2 separate regions of the Homo sapiens genome follow, and region 2 is linked to region 1. Evidence: chromatin contacts called from ENCODE Hi-C or POLR2A ChIA-PET data. All regions are on one chromosome and are shown on one strand. Each heading gives the region's core, a stretch centred on a gene start or an enhancer-like site at or near the end of the contact. The rest is flanking DNA. Distances are from core to core; before and after follow the strand shown.

Evidence for each region. Hi-C counts contacts between places; a loop is a spot of excess contacts on that map. ChIA-PET counts read pairs that join two places held with the same protein, here RNA polymerase II (POLR2A). Pooled maps may share reads with other maps.
Region 2: a loop to region 1 is called in a pooled map, with 5 times the contacts of the local background. The contact joins two enhancer-like sites. A Hi-C loop is called at or near these places in 1 of 37 single-sample maps with no recorded cell type and 4 of 50 pooled maps. POLR2A ChIA-PET finds 5 or more read pairs at or near these places in 1 of 52 experiments (T-cell).

What each region holds. Positions count from the first base shown.
Region 1 is chr7:111,010,450-111,016,583 of GRCh38, reverse strand. The region is part of intron 3 of IMMP2L (inner mitochondrial membrane peptidase subunit 2); the gene reads left to right. Among named protein-coding and RNA genes, the nearest start is that of LRRN3, 78 kb to the left of the region's middle. Within about 2 kb of position 3,108, at least 6 of the 41 ENCODE cell types and tissues checked have a DNase peak (open chromatin) inside an H3K27ac peak, as active enhancers do.
Region 2 is chr7:111,523,894-111,529,627 of GRCh38, reverse strand. All of the region lies in intron 1 of IMMP2L (inner mitochondrial membrane peptidase subunit 2), which reads left to right. Among named protein-coding and RNA genes, the nearest start is that of IMMP2L, 36 kb to the left of the region's middle. RefSeq lists enhancers at 1,978-2,027, 2,348-2,417. Within about 2 kb of position 1,932, at least 2 of the 41 ENCODE cell types and tissues checked have a DNase peak (open chromatin) inside an H3K27ac peak, as active enhancers do.

The DNA of each region.
Region 1 (6,134 bases), core at 1,859-4,358:
TATGTATATGTATGTATTATATATTATATATACTATATATTATAATATATAATATATACATATATAATATAAAATACATAAAATATATATTATAAAATATATAGTATAAACTACATAAATATATATATTTATTATATATAATTATCTGAAATATAATGTAAAATATATATTATATAAAATATAAATATATAAAAATATATATCATATAAAAATATAAATATATTAATTTATATATAAATTATTATATATATAATTACTGGACTTTTTTTCAAGTTTGACAGGGAAGGAAGACAATATTCAAGTAACATCCATGTAGCTAATCTTCATTCTATATTCTTATCTGAGTTTAACCTAGATGAAACACAAGGCTTTTAGTGCAAAGTGAAGACGTAGTTTTAATTTTAGATGTTGAGATAAGATGTCAAAACATCTTACTCAAGCTGGCTGATACATATAGTTGTTTTTTGCAATGCACACTAAATCTCAGGCAAGAGAATTTCATATTTTTATCCTTGAAATTTTCTGGCATTATGCCATTGTTCTTAGCATAACATTATTAGTGCTACATTTTAGTTTGTTGTCTGAGGATTCCTAGGGAGTTGAATGCATTGGATCTAAGAAAATAGTTGTTGAGATATCTGAAGGAACTACTTTATAATATTTCTTAAGAGTGTTTGAAGTGGGGAATTGCTTAAGAGTCTTTGGTGTTTGAGAGAGGCTATATAAAAGGCAACACAAGTGTGTCAATCACTAGCATCGAAAAGTTTTTTTTTTAAATCATTCAATTCAGTGGTCTTAATATATTCACAGAGTTCTGGGACTGTCCGCAATATTTAATACAAGAATATTTTCATTACCCCCTAAAGAAACCCTCTACCTATTAGCATTCACTCTCCATTTACCGCCAGTTTCCTCAGCTCTAAGCAACTGCCAATCTACTTTCTGTCTCTACTGATTTGCCTGTCTTGGACATTTCATGTAGATAGACTCAAACAATAAGTGGCCCTTTTTTCTATTGTGGTGAAAAACACAGCAAAATTTACCCTCTTAACCATTTGCAAGTATACTTTTTAGTAGTGTTAAGTATATTCACGTTGTTTTAAAACAGGTCTGCAGAACTTTTTCATTTTGCAAATCTAAAACTCTATGCCCATTTTAAAAAAGCTCCCTCTTTCCTCCTGTCTCTTGCCACTGGTAACCACCATTCTACTTGCTGTATCTATGATATTAACTAGTTTAGATACCTCATTTAAATGGAATCATACAGTATTTGTCTTCTTGTGACTGACTTATTTCACTCAGCATAACGTTTTCAAAGTTCATCTATGTTTTATTACATGATAGGCTATCCTTCCTTTTTAAAGCTGAATAAGATTTCATTGTACGTACATATCACATTTGTTTGTCCATTCTTCTGGTAATGGACATTTGGGTTGCTTCTGTCTCTTGGCTATTGTGACTATTGCTGCTGTGAACATGGGTGTGAAAATATCTCTTTAAGACTTTGGTTTTCATTCCTTTGTGTATATACCCAGAGATGGCATTGCTGAATCATATGGTAATTTTAATCTTAATTTTTTGAGGAACCTCCTTACTGTATTCCATAGAGGATGCACCATTTTACAGTGCCACCAACAGGGCACCAGGGCTCCAATTCTCCACATCTTTGACAACACTTATTATTTTTGTGTTTTCTTTTGTTTGATAGGTGTGATCCTAATGGGTGGGTGTGGGATGATATCTCACTGTGGTTTTGATTTGCATTTTCACAAGCTTGTTGGCCATTTGTATGTCATATTTGCAGAAATATCTATTCAAGTCCTTTGCCAATTTTTAGATGGCTTATTTGGTTTTTTGTTGTTGTTGCATATAAGAGGTTTTTGAATATTCTTTATATTAGCCCCTCATCAAATATATGATTTTTTTTCCCATTCCATAGATTACCTTTCACTCTGTTGACTGTGTCCTTTGATGCACAAAAGTTTTAAAGTTTGATGTAGTTCCATTTGTCTGTTTTTGCTTTTGTTGTCTGTGCTTTTCATTTCATATCCAAGAAATCATTCCAAAAGCCTTTTAAATAGTCAACTTATGATAAAAACAGAGTTCAGTGATTCAAAGATTAATCCAGGAGTCATTTATATTTGCATTTAAAATGTAATTTGTACATACATAAGTGTGTGTGTATGTGTGTGTGTATATATATATACACACACAATTTTTTTTTCTTTTGACACAGAGTCTCACTCTCCTGCCAAAGCTGGAGTGCAATGATGCAATCTCGGCTCACTGCAACCTCTGCCTCCCAGGTTCAAGCAATTTTCGTGCCTCAGCCTTCTGAGTAGCTGTGATTACAGGCATGCGCCACAATGCCTGGCTAATTTTTGTATTTTTGGGGTTTTGCCATGTTGTCCAGACTGGTCTCAAACTCCCGGCCTCAAGTGATCTGCCTCCCTCGGCCTCCCAAAGTGTTGGGATTATAGGCGTGAGGCACCACACCTGGCCTGTTTGTACTTATATTTGATTATGGATATGCCTACTTTTCTGAAAAGTAATTGCCAGCAAAATAATGAAGTTTTGCTGTGAATATATGACTTGAGAAGCTGGAAATATGTCCAGTTTTCCTGACTTGACCCCTAGGTCAAGACCTCCTTGATATGAGGGAACTTTTTACATGTTTGTCTTTCAAAGAATTTTCTTGGTAAGATGAAAGCTATATGAGGTGGTAAACCAGACTTGTTTTTTAAAAAAGAAAAAAAAAATAAGCAGTCTACTTAATGTTTAATCAAGATATACCACAGATAAACTAAACGAATAAAAGATATACATAATTAAGATTTTACTCTATAATATTGCCTAAGTTACAGGGAATCATTCTACTTCACTGTAAAATGAATGATTTTTTCCACTTGTAGGCAAGGGGCATATATGGGAGTTTGTATGTGGGAGGAGTTAGTTTGGAGTGATGCCTGTGAACATAACCTGCTTGCACTCAAATCCTCCTCTTCTCCTCCTTCTGTGTTCCTTTTTATGTTGAATGGCTTCCTGTTCACCCACTTACTAAAACAGAAACTTGCACACCCTCCTTCCGTTTTCATCTCCCTCACACCTCCCATCCAGGCAGTCACCCAATTCTTTCAGTCTTACCTCGAAAAGTAAGCCTGTTTCTTTCTGTCCTTATTGCTACTTTCCTTGTGCAAGACTTCATGTTCTGCCTTAAAGTGTTGTAGAAGCCTTTTCATTGGCCAGCCTGCCTGCCTTGACTTGCCTCCTTCAGTCAGAAACATATTTATAAAATATGATTTGCTCATGTCTACCTCTTACATAAAACTCTTAAGTGGTTCTCAATTGCTCTTAGTACTAATACTGAAGTTATTATCGTGGCTTATAAGGTCTTTTGCAGTCTCACACATGTTTACCACAACAGCCTCATCTGTCCTTAGGTACTTTTCCCTTATATAATCTTTATCTAGGGGTCTTCTAAGGCCCTCTCTCCTTGTTTGTTTCTCTCAGTGGATTGTGGGGTTCATGAATTTAGGAATCATACCAATCTAGCTCACTGCTATAGTTCTTGTACCTAGTGCAATGTATAATACGTCAGGTATGCAGTACAATTGTGCTGAATGAATGAAAGCTGCAGTGCACATAAGCTATATGGAAGCCCTTCCTCTTCCTAATTGCAAATTTTCTTACAATAATTTAGGATGTTCGTTATTTTCTAACTCCCAACAAGCTTGAACAAGTTCTGAAAAAATAAGATACAGTGAACCCTCTCAGCTTTCATTTCCTCATCGGCAAGTTAGGGGCTAAAGCCTTTACTAATAAATCTGTAAGCTAAAGTGATTGGACCCATTCATCTCTGAAATTTCTGTTCTGTGATCCTATAAACATGTGTCCACCCTAACTTACCTAAAACTCCAGAATAGCTACCACATATGTAATGTATAAATAGTCGCTCTAAATCTATATTTATTGGCCTTCTAAAACATAATTTCTGTTAAGGTTGGTTTAAATTTTTTTAAAAGTCAGGATTGTGTCTTTATCAACTATGTTTCATTTGCCCCTATGTTAATATCATATATAAATATTACTATATGTGAATTATTTCATTGTAAATTGAAAAAGTATAATGTAGAGGAACTGAATGCATTCATGTTTATTTGCCTAGGTGAAATTTATATTTGTTTTTATTTTATTGGCTGCATTATTATGAAATACTGTTCGCACTATAGTGAGTCATTTCTGAAAGTAATTGCAACATTGTATGAGGTACTCAAACTCCTTAAAGGAAGAATAACAATATAAATTCAAAATGATAATGGAAATAATTGCATTGTTACTCTGAAAACTCGTGCTTGGACATCTCATCAGAAATGGTGCATATGAAAATTAGCCATATCAAATTTTACCTGAAATAGCCATAGAAATTTATTTTATCCCTGTACCTTTGATCTGCATTACATTTCAGCTCCTCAACTAATAGAATTCTCTCTCCCTGTACCTTTTTTCCCACTCGAACTCCATAAATATCTGTTACTCAATATAGACAGGGGGATGAAAATGGACATACTTACCTTCTCTTGCCTTCCACACATGAGTAGAAATGGTTCTGGAAAAGTGGGCTCCAGTAATATGCTGCCCAGCTGTGAAGTCCCAGAGAGAAATACAGGATGGCAGGAAATGGCAATGTCATAAGAATTTTGTGCTCGCTCTCCTACCAGAGCCATAGCAATTTCTAGCTTAGGGCATACCCTTCCCCACCCAAGGCACATTTTCTTCCTGGTGAGAATTGATTCATAGCCTATCAAAATCACACAAGTAAATGAGTAATTTATTTGTTTTCATTTGTTTATTCACTCATATAGAGAAAACACTCACTGACACTCTTGTCAGTTGTTGCCGTCTTCAGTGCAGCATGGTTTCAGAATTCGTTCCTTGCCCAGTAGCAAAGCTGCAAACTCTCACATCATATTGGCTAAGGGTATGATTACTCAGCTATAAGAAATGATCCTGGTCCAGAAAAGAAGGCCACAGGCTCTCCATTTATTGCCTCCCTCCCCCTTAGACTTCATTTCAGAGTAATGACATAGTAAGGGGACTCTTTTCTTCAGAAAATTGTTTTTCAAATGCACTGCATTCCTGAAGGAAACTATCTGTTGTGCATGCATTTTTGGGTACTTTTTTCTTTAATAATAACACAGCTACCTGTCCAGTTTGGGTGCATGTGGCTTTAGAATGACATGAGCAATATTTCTCTAGGTATATAGTCTGACCACTTAGTTATAAGCGTTACTGAATCAGATAGTAATGAATACTGCTCTCAGCAAATGGCAGTCTGTCTAAAATTTAGTCTTCATAATTCAACATGATTAATCTAGCACATGATTTTCTCTCTTTCCACTGGCAACTAGAACCATATATTTTAAAATTTAGTGGGTACTTTTTTTCTTTCCATAATCATTGCCTGTTATCACATCTCTACCCTCTCGTCAGTGCCACTCACTTCTACAGCCCTTTGCCAAGGATTACTCTCATCTACTGATCTCAGGAGTACTCCCTTGGTTTCCACAGTGATAATGGACCTGACTCATCGCATGCTGGGGACACTTTCAACACCTGGGTCTGTATCTTGACCTTTTTTTTTTTGTCCAGCTCTGATGGCCTCATTAAGCAGTAAACTTTGAGGCTATACCTCAAACTTGTCTTCAGTTGAAACTTTGCCACGTTTGTAGTCTTGAGACCATGAATGTCCTTTCTCCGGCCAAAACATGACCTATGATTGTAACTCTGTGCTTCCTTTATGCTCACTGAGCTTACCTTTCACACTAGCATGAGCTTCAGTTATCTGATTTCTTCCAAAGTACCTGGATGGAGGACCTAGCTTGTTCTTTGACCTTCAGAATCTCATCAAATGTCCACAAACCCCAGTTTCTTTCTGTGCAAAATAGTTGTTTGGCCTGGATCTATACATTCCCTGTAGCGCAACAATTTCGTAAACTGTGATCAGTAGTAAGAGGCTTTTTGAGAAAAGCATGCTAATGAGTCAAATTATAAAATCTCCATAGTTTTAATGGAAACTATCCATGTTTGCCTGCTTATACCTGTTAGGATGTACTGCTTGATTACCTGTCTTTATC
Region 2 (5,734 bases), core at 683-3,182, 510 kb before region 1:
TCCTCCTTTATTATTTTTGGCTGGTTTTCCTCTTTCTTTCTTATTTCTTTTTTTGTGTATGTGCCATTTTGGTCTTTCCTGAGAATTTTCAAGTGAGAACTACTAGGTCAGACAAGACTAAAGATAAAGAATTTGATACTGGTATTCATGTTCTAAAGAGTACTAAGTGTCTGTTTATAAAATATTGTTTACTTATAATGTGAAAGGAGCAAGATAGTCCTGAAAAAATTTTTTAAATTGCTTTCTATAGATTACTTGCCAGGATCTGCTTCCAGTGGAACCAAAATTGTTGTAATTCATCAGTTTTTCTTTTTTATCCTTGTATTAGACCACATGTATCCAAATGTCTCCTGATTTTTCACATGCTTAGGCTCTGTTTGCCGAGCCAGGTTATTGGTACCAGGGGCTGCTAGAAAGATCCGTGGAGGATGATAGCTGGATTATTTATGGTCATATACTTGTTTCTTGTGACCTTGTCACAGGTCCCTCTGGGGAGGAAGTATGGCTTGGTCAATCTGGTGTCTTAACATAGTGTCTAGCACAAAGTAGGCACTTAATGTTGAAAGAATGAAAATGCAAACTCTACGTGGAGAAAGGACCATGCTGACCTTGTTCTATAACACATATTTATCTCTTAGCACAATTCCATGGTGCATGGTAGGTACACATATACTGACTGATTCAGGAATTGTGTGTCAGATTTGCTTGGATCCCTACTCTTGTGTTCTCTGATATTCATAGTTTGATGGTTTCCTCTTTATAAATAAAATCTTGATTTTGTGTAGGCTTATGATGATTGAAAGGTTACATTTTACATAAGATACTGCTTTATAACTTATTATTTTCCTCTTACCTTCAAACCTCCCACACAACTTTTAAATAGTTTTTATAATTAGGATGACTTGTGGTGGATTTATCCACCTGGTTGCCATGGATGAGTGATTGGTGACTTTGTACAAGCTAAAATATAAGCAGGCTTAAGAACAATTTTAGATGAATTAATGCATGATCAAGCCACAAGTTGTTACGGGAAGGAGAGAAATTTACAGTGTGGGTTGTTATGTGGTTGAGGTCAGCATCACCAAGAAACTCTCACTTGTAAGTGCTGTATGCCAGGTGGCAAATATGGTTTCACTTGATTCTGAAAGCTTATTTAAAAAATATTCTCAGTTTAAGCACTTCAACAATGAACTGGGTGTACTTACAATTTTAAGCAATAATTTTCTCAGGAGCAGTGTTTTGAACCTCAGTGACTTCCATAGTTACAAGAAGAATGAGGTAACTGATAAAAATTATTCCCTTTTTGCTGGGGGTGATTTTAGTACCTGATTGTTATTGCTTAGATGAAATTTTCCCAGAGGAAGTCGGGGCTAGGTACTTATTACTGTGGTGGTTTTAAACATTTAAGGTGTGAACAAAAGACCGGATCATCTGAATGATTCTTTGGCAATTTACATAGACAAGGAGGTGCATTAACTTTGCCAATATGTGAATGCCATAAAACTTTAAGAAAATTATTGGATATGACAACATAGAAATGTTGTGTTCATTTCTTCATGTATGAATGGCTTCTTTAGTATTTACATGATAGAAGCTTTTAACAGTGTTTTATTATTATGAAATATAGGTGCCCCTCACAATTCAGATAAAACAGGACTGAATTGAGCGTTTTCTTTTGAGCCTCTGAAAATAGCAACCACTTGTACCTTGTTTCCAGGGTAGCTTTTATTGCTCTTGCTTCCTTGGCTTGGAGCAGGATCAGCACATATCAGATTGAGACATCTCCCACATGCTCCTTTATAATCTCTCAGAAAAACACTTGCCCTGACTTTGTTGTGCAGGCGATGGTAGCAATGCTCTGGTCAGCAGTCAGGTTGTGGAAATGAGAAGTGAAAGAGCAACGGTGTTCAGGTCTTTATCTATATTTAAAATGTTCTTTTACATCATTGGCACTGGTTTCAGCTCCCTCACTGTTGGGTCTTTTAACCAGTTGTTTAAAAAAAGTTAATTCTCTTTTATTTTCAATACTTAAAAAAGTCTCAAACCATAAAGGCAACTCACTTTTTCTTAGTCAATAGTGATCTCAGTGTTTGTTTTAGTATCTGCCAAAGTTCTTAAGAAACAGTTAAAAGACAATAAAAAGTTATAGAAATAAAGAATTCTGGCTTAGAAAGAACCTTAGATATTAAATCTACCCCCCCCCCCTTTTTGGAGACAGGGTCTTGTTTGGTCACCTAGGCTGTAGTGTGGTGGCACAGTCATAGCTCACTGCAGTCTCAAACTCCTTAGCTCAAGCAGTCCTTCCACCTCAGCCTCCCAAGTAGATAGGACTACAGGTGTATGCTACCATGCCTTGCTAATTTTTAAATTTTTAGAGATGGAAGTCTTGCTGTGTTGCTCAGGCTGGCCTCGAACTCCTGACCTGAAGTGACCCTCTTGCTTGGCCTCCCAAATAAGCCCCTTCTTGTCACACATGAGGAAACAGGCCAGAAGTGACTTGTTCAAAGTCATGGAACTGGTTATAGACAGAGACAGATATCTACCTCAGGTCTCCTGAGTCTCATTACCATGCTCCTTTTTGGGGACCAGTGACTACATGGAGTAGAAGTAATGTAGGAGAGCATTACTGGAAAAGAAGAGGAGGCTCACAATTCAGGAAATGTGAATTTAATGCAACTTTTATTAATGTTTCCCCCTTAATTTACATTTTAATCATGCATACTACCTTATAACTAAGATAGCTGTGGCATCATATTTGGAAGCATTCCGTTTCTGTCCTGCAGGTATCCTCAGCTGTTTTGTGAAGGTCCATGCATGCAGGGCATGATGAACAGCAAAGAGAAGACATGTTTCCATTCTGTGCCTCTTAAAATAAAAGTAGCGAATATTTGACAGAACTTTCCAGAAGTTTCCAGAAATATAGATAGCCTGCACTGGCTACATAAACAACATTATAGTCAGTTAAATATATTGATTGCTGCATAAACAGGAAAGAATCTTGCTCAGTGTTATTTGTACTACTTAGAGCAGCAGAGATTGGGGTGAGAGTGTGGTTTGTTCATTGTGATGGGATAGAAATTAACACTAGTGTTACCCCGTATTATCTGTATATCATAGTGACTTCCTAGGGCAGATACCATCTTTCTGTTTTAGAAACCAGCAAAAATTCAAAGAAGAAAATAGTAATCGTCTCCATTCCTAGCATATAGAATTAACCACTGCTAGCATTTTGATGCTGCTTTCTTCCCTCTTTTGGTATACTTTAATAATTACACAAGTAACATATGAGTGGTTATTAAACAATTAAAACAATATAAATATTCAATTTTAAATACTTTTATGTGCACATATAAATGTATGTTGAAATGTAAGGTATTGTTTAGTGAGAGTTTTTGAATGGTACTATACTGTATGCTTAGCCATCTTTATATCCTCTGTACTTAGCATTGCTGCTTGATAGCAAATAAATGCTTACTGAATTAAAAATTCACGTAATAAATTCTGTATATACTCTATCCAAACTGAACTTATTTTAGTTTCTTAAACAGCTACATTTTATTTTGCCCCTAGGCCTTCATATATGTTACTGCTTTTACCTGAAATGCCGAGGTCTTGCCTCAAATGCCATTTTTTGGGGGTGGGGGTGGAGTGGGGCAGGCCTTCCTTGATCATTTTCTGATGAATAGACAGCCTTGCTTCATGCTGTCATGCTTCAGGGCCATCGTCCCTTTTAATGCTCATCCATTGGAAATAATTGTTGAAGGGCAGTCTTCCTTGGTATATTGTAACTCCTTGAGGGCAGGGAGCACATCTGCTTGTTTGCCAAAAAAAAAGTTTGAGGAATGGAATTATGAGCATAATTTTAGTATTAAATATTTTGACATGTAATTCAAGAGAACAACAGAATAGCAGTGCTTTGACAGGCTACCACGGCCCCTTGACACTTTCTTATCTCCTTCCTTCTCCCACCATTGTCCATCTATTTCCAGATCCTGTCAGTTTAACTTCCAAAATATATACATAAATCTGCCCATTTTAATCCATCTCCACTATCATGCTACTCCAACTATCATCTCTTGCCCTGGACCACTAGAATAATGTGGTTTCCCTATATCCATTTTTGTCCTATCCAGGCTTTCAGATAGATGATTATTTCAAAATGCAGATAGGATCATTCACCTCAATTTTAGAACATTTCAGTTACTTCTCATTTGCTGCAAATCCTTACGGGGCCTGTGAGGTCTTAACTGCTCTGGGATTTACATTGCCTCCTCCCATTCATGTCCCACTGTGCTCTTCCACTTCCTGTGTGCTTTATCTGCACCAGCCTCCCTTCAGTTGTCCATCACAACATGGCCACTCCTGACCCAGGGACTTTGGCATGTGACATGGCTGCTCTCTGGAATACCCTTGCCTACCCACAGTTCTTTATCTAGAGAAGTTCTCCTCATTTTTCAGTTCAGCCTCTTCCTCAAAGACCTTTCCTGACCTCTGTGTATCTCTCTTATAGCACTTATTACAACTCTTATGTATGTTTATGTGATTTTCAGATTGACCCTTATCACTCCATAGTTGACTGTAAAAACTTGATAAGATCAGGGACTGGGACTGGCCTTGTTCACTGTTTTATGATTCCCTGGTACCTAACACAGTGCTTGTGGAAGACCGTTAGTAAATACTGGTTGAAAGAATGAATGAGCCAGGTAGTAAGTGACTGGGTAGATGAGTGGATGGATGATTGAACTGCCTTAGTGGGGCAAAGAGAAAATCCACTGGAAGTCATTTTCTGATGGAACCACGTAGAGGTTACAAAGTAGGATCTGGTAGTGGTGTTCATTTTCTGTGCAATGTTTGTTCTGCAGATACTTTTTCTTAATCTAGTAAGGAGGTAAACTAAATGTGAGGAGACATTCAGGGTGATATTTCTTTGCTAACTTTTCCCCTGTTTTCATTTTCAGAAGGTAATAAACTTGAGGAGTGAGTAAACAGCTGACCTTTAAACACCCAAATATCAGTATTTTCCAGACTTGCTCTATTAAGGGAATCACCTGAAGTGTTTGATTTTGGAGGTCTGAGTCGGAGTGGGGATCTTCATTTTTAAGCATGTCAGTCAAGGCAAGCTTGGGGAACACTACCCTGGAATTATTATCTGGGAGTTGTATATGACTTAAACATAAGTGTAGACCACTTAAAATAACTTTGAAGCTATCAAACTGGTCAAAGAGGAATTGATTATTTACTGTTGAGCCGTTTCCTTTCTCTTCTACGTAGTAACTATTTTTTTTCCTATGTACATGGGAGCATTTTATAAATTATTTGTGGATTCAGATATTTTATAATCTGAAATCTTTGGATTTATTTATTTATTTATATATATTTTGGAAACAATAAAAAGAATAGATGTGGAGGTCATTCCGTTTTTAAATTTATTATAAGACTGATGTTTGTGTTGCTAAACCTGTGGTTAGAAGTGTTTTCAGAGAGACTGAGCTAATGAAATCTAATATTGAGGAAAATGCATCTTTTGCATCTTGAAGGTACTGATTTGATAAATATGTCAAGGTTATTCTTTTATATTAATGGAGGTAGTACATGATAAATGGGATCTTTGTAAAATAGTCCATTGGAAAAGTATATTAAATCTTTTGTAGAGATATATAAAATGAGTTAGTAAAGGTGTTTTGATTCTAGGCAAAAGACGTCATTGAAGAGAAATTAGTTTCACTCAAGGGCT